Linked DNA regions of Homo sapiens: region 2 is linked to region 1. Evidence: chromatin loops called from intact Hi-C (ENCODE). Cell type or tissue: dorsolateral prefrontal cortex. All regions are shown on one strand.

Region 1 (2,500 bases):
TGCAGTGAGCCCACATTGTGCCACTGTGCTCCAGCCTGGGCGACAGAGTGAGACTCTGTCTCCAAAAAAAGAAAAAAAATAGTGCATTTTGGGTTTTAAAACTAAAATTGGGACGTGTTTCCTCATAATGAGAGGTGGTCATCAAGTATGAGTCCCAATGTGAGTTTGTCCCCAGAGATGCCATCTGTCTTGTAGCAGAGTTTATTTTCATGGTGTCCCAGAATATTTTTGTCTGATTTTTAAAATCTCTCCAGCCCTGAGAGTGGGCCCATCAGACCAGCCATGTGGTTGGTACTTCCGCTGGTATGAAAGAGCCCCACCGCCTTGGGGAATTCACCCCTCCCAGGCTCTCCCACTCAGAGGCTCTGCCCTGATCGGCCACCCCAAGGGAGGGAGAGGTGGGAAGATTAGCCTACCTGTTCCCTTCTCTACTGCAGGGGCTGCAGGAAGAGGGGCTGGACTTGGGGGCACAGATGGAGGCTGCAAGGCCTCTGGTCCAGGAGAACCCCAACCACCAGCACAAAATGGACCAGCTTTCCTCCGACTTCCAGGCCCTGCAGAGGTCTCTGGAGGTAAGGGGCTGGCAGAAGGGCCTGTGCTTTGACAGAGAGCCGGCCCCTGTCATCCAACACGCCTGGGGCCTTTCTTCCCCTTTCCTGCCTTCATTCCTTCTAACCTCTCTTTTTTCTTTCTCCCTGTTTTCTTCCCTTCCTCATTCATACAACAGACAATTATTGAGCACCTCCCATATGCCAGGCAGTGTTCTAGGTGGCCCTAAGGATGGAGGTAGCAGAGCATGACAGCCCAGGCCCCTGCTCTCCTGGGAGTTACGCCCCAGTTGGGTAGATGGACAATTAATCATCAAGCAAACAAGCCAATGCACAATTACATATTGAGATTAGGGCCAAGCGGCAAAAGAAGAGAGCAGGCTGCTGAGATCCTTAGGCAGCCCAGAACACAGGCGGCCTCGGGTCCCTTGCAGCCTGCACAAGGCCTGGAGGCCACAGAGCTTCATCGCCAGTGCCCTCTAGTGGCCACCTCAGCTCTTTCTAGGGTTTGTCCAGGATTCAGTCCCCTTCCAGCAGTAGGGATGGAACTCAAAGCTCCTTCAAAACTGGCCTGAGGACAAGTGGAAATGCAGACTCCAGGCCCCACTGTGACACTGATTCAGATGGAGTCCTGGGTCTGCCGTTGTAACAAGCCCTGAGGAGTATAAAGCAGGGTCTCTGGTGCTCACACCTCAAGAAAACCCAGTGAGGCAGTGAGAGCTCTCCCTCCTACCTGACATTGCACGCCCTATTTCATACCAAACATTCCTAACCTCCTCTTTACACTCCTGAAATTCATAGGGAATATACCCACCCAGGAAATAGAAAAGAGAAATCAAAGGAAAGTAATTATAATACAATATTGTCCAATATGTAAGTACTCCCAGATGGCCACACTCAAGACATAAGGAGGTGGTCAGAACGTGCCCTCCCTGTGTGACAGCCGCAAATGCTGTGTCAGGTGGCACAACCATCACGGCCTCTAGTGATGTGGTTTTCTGAAATGGGAACAACGCTTGATAGCACTTTGATCAAACCCAAGAGCAGTCTTCCATCCACTTACACAAAGGGTGCAGCTCTAGAGAAGTCAGTATGTTTGTTAAAACTGCAAAATCTTCCTTGTGTTTGTGTGTTGATTGGAGTGACAGTCTGAGCTCAGGTCATGCCAAGCAGGTTTTTTACTGCTGTAGATATTAGGAGGACATGAGAAAATCGTGTGGGATGTGGGCAAATTCTGCATTTGTGGACTATCCACCCCAGGGTGGAATGCGAGCACCCATCCCTCTCACTCCACCTAGTATCACCCTCACCACCTCTATCGCAGCAACTGCAAACCCTCCCCACCAGTTTCCAGGACATAAGGCATCACCTGTGGAGCCCCATTGGTGTAAGTGACGATTAATGTCTGGTTGAATTCATTTAATTACATTCAATAAACTAGCAGTTAGTAGTTTCAAGGTCGAGGCAGTAGAGAAATAGGACACACTGTCCTCACTCCTCAGGAGCCCATAGAAACCCGTAGAAGCAGCAAAAGTCTCCTAATACCTCCATCCAAATGATGGGCTAGATTAGTCGTTACGAGAAGCAGCGTTAACTGAGCATCACTCGGTGTTGCAAAATGATGATATTCCAATTCTTATTGATTGTTTATATTCTTCTTTAAAGAGAAATTGCCCTTTTATTATTTTGGTACCCAGTGCTTGTTAATCTAATATGTCCTTCCCCACAGCGAGGCAGTCTCTGTGTCCCCCTGGGGGGCAGGTATCTGATGTTGGAGATCACAGCTCTATGTACGGGAAGCCCTTGGAGGCGTCTGGTCTAATGTTGGCACACAGGGACCAGGAGGGGACAGTGGTAGGGACAACTCAGAGAAGTGGAGTTTTAGATAACTTCTCAGGCCCTCATTGATGGCTCACTGAGGACAGAGGCAGCAGTCTCCCCAGCCCCTGGTA
Region 2 (2,500 bases), 550 kb before region 1:
AGTAGAAAAGGAAACAAGGAATTTGACTAGGCAAGCTACAAAATATGGGATAAAATCAGTAAATATATTAACAAAAAGGTACTTCAACAAATTAAGACTATATTATTTTATTTTTACCCTGGCAAGTATTTAAACATATCAATTGTAAGTGTTGCCAAGGGTAGGATAAAATGCGCATGGGCATAGTCAAGCATGGGTGTAGTGGATGCTGTAGTGTGCCACCCAGATTCCCAGTGAAGGATAGAGGCACCTATTTCCCCAGCTGCCAGGAGTGCTGCCTGCTCATGGCTCAAGCAGAGTCCTTCCCTAGGAATTGTCCTTGCCTAAGGAAGCTGCCTCCCTAGTGGATCTCACATCCAATGATTGGGCCATTAGGACACACAAAGCTCTGAGCCCTTGACTTTAATTCAGGACAGCTGAAGGGGCCATCCTCAGCCCTGTTGCTATTGCATTGCCGTTCAATGTGTCCCTCCACCTGTCCTACTCATTCTCTTGCAGGTGCCATTCCAATAGCCTTTCCCAATAAACCTCCTGCACACAAGTCTCCATCCTAGGTCTGTTTCAGTCTAAGATGACTGCTATGAAGAAATAAACGTCTTTTCCCTTGCCAAATCTATTTATATTTTCATTTATAAAATCTTACTTTGGTTCTACATTTATAAGGTATTTTCCATTATGAATCAAATTAATATGGATCCATATTTATTTTCTCCTGGTTCTTTTAGTATTCTATATTTTAATATGTAACTCTTTAATTCATCTGGGAATTCATCTCAGTGTCCTGAGTGAAATAGGACTCTAATGGACTCTAATTAACTCCCTCCACCTCCTAAATAGTTGACCCCTGGAACTCATTATGGGATAAGCCACACGATTCTCAACAGATTTTGAAGGTGTGTGATTTGATTCCACCAGCAGAAAGTCCGGATATCCTAAATTGGGAGTGCTCCAACTTAGAGGGTCCTTCTGCAGGACTATCAATACTTCTATTTAGCCAGCAGGGGGCTCTGGTGCATAAGAAATGCTTTTAGCTAAATTCTGCTAATTGGCTAAATTGTCCCCACAATAAATGATTTGCCTTCTCAGAACACAATGAACTCTGCAATTGCAGAGCTCCTCTCTCCCTAGCTCCTGATGGGACCCACGGGGGAGAGACCTCTTTCCGCTGTGGATACTACACAGACCTGTGGCTGAAGAGCCTGGCAAAAAGGAATTTGAACTGCACTCAGGGGCATCCCCAAACAGAACAATCTGTCTTCAGGACTAGTGAGTTTCCTGTTGCTGGAAGGGCTCAGACAGGGACTCCAAAAACATTTCAATTAGCTTTCCATAGACCCAAAGTCTGACCATTAATGCCACTCCAGGGTGGCTTTATATATGCTATTGCACTTAAAGGCCCTTTATTAAATGCAAAGTACTTAATGATATTCTTTGTTGGAATTTTCTCAGTGATGACTGAATGACTCTTTTGTGCTCTGATTAGAGGCTTGGGAGAAAGACCTGATCTGCCAGTAACTCTCTCCTGTCACAGCACCTGAGTTGTCTTCACTACAGACTCATCCCACTGGCTCCCCAGAGCACTCTATTCAGTTAACATGCCCTACAGGCAGAACAGCAGGGACTCTAGCAGCTGACCCATCCTGGGCCCTGACAGGCTGGTGGAGAGCCAGGGATGACTTTTCTGCGACAGTCATGGCTGTGGCTGTGGCACTGTGGAGCGGGGTGATGGCGAGGCTTCTAATCCCAGCTCTGCCACTGACAGATACAGGCTGCAGCTGCCGTTGAGCTCCTCCTGTCTCAGAGCCTCGTCTGTGAGTCTGTGAGTGGGAGCACAGAATGGGCAGAGCCCTTATTCTCACAGAAATCCTGAATCCTGATTTTAGGAGATGATGGTTTTGTCAGAGGCGTTTGAACCAGAGCAACTCCATCTTGAGTAAGGGTTGGGTAAAATGAGGCTGAGACCTACTGGGCTGCATTCCCAGACAGTTAAGGCATTCTAAGTCACAGGATGGGATACGAGGTCAGCACCAGATACAGGTCATGAAGACGTTGCTGATAAAACAGGTTGCAGTAAAGAAGCCAAGCGAAACCTACCAAAACCAAGGTGGCAACGAGAGTGACCTCTGGTCGTCCTCACAGCTACACTTTCACCAGCAACATGACAGTTTACAAATGCCATGGGAACGTCAGGAAGTTACCTTATATGGTCTAAAAAGGGAAGGCCTGAATAATCCACCCCTTGTTTAGCATGTCATCAAGAAATAACCATAAAAATGGGCAAACAGCTGCCCTCGGGGCTGCTCTGTCTATGGAGTTGCCATTCTATTATTTCTTTACTTTCTTAATAAGGTTGCTTTCACTTTACTCTACAGGCTCGCCCTTAGTTGTTTCTTGCGCGAGATCCAAGAACCCTCTCTTGGGGTCAGGATCTGGACTCCTTTCCTGTAACAGCGTGAACTCTACCAAAGGTGATTGGCTTTTGATTTTGTCAGCTAGGGTG

What was found. A loop is a pair of places that touch in the nucleus more often than their neighbours do. Peaks named below come from ENCODE experiments on the same cell type or tissue, not always from the same donor. Only the 100,000 strongest peaks of a DNase experiment are listed, where the experiment ranks them.
Region 2: a loop joins it to region 1, with 5 times the contacts of the local background. A loop is called at or near these places in 36 of 110 quality-filtered maps.

Annotation. Positions count from the first base shown.
Region 1 is chr14:95,441,227-95,443,726 of GRCh38, reverse strand. SYNE3 (spectrin repeat containing nuclear envelope family member 3) reads left to right here. Exons shown (of 18, transcript NM_152592.6): 11 at 438-572. Among named protein-coding and RNA genes, the nearest start is that of SYNE3-AS1, 74 kb to the left of the region's middle. In dorsolateral prefrontal cortex, a CTCF peak has its summit at 1,040 (motif pointing left); a DNase peak (open chromatin) is centred at 1,006; H3K27ac peaks cover 847 bases.
Region 2 is chr14:95,993,021-95,995,520 of GRCh38, reverse strand. No RefSeq gene overlaps it. Among named protein-coding and RNA genes, the nearest start is that of C14orf132, 45 kb to the left of the region's middle. RefSeq lists enhancers at 882-1,439, 1,440-1,997 and a silencer at 1,435-1,729. In dorsolateral prefrontal cortex, CTCF peaks have their summits at 798 and 1,000 (motif pointing right); no DNase peak of the experiment used is centred here; H3K27me3 peaks cover 585 bases.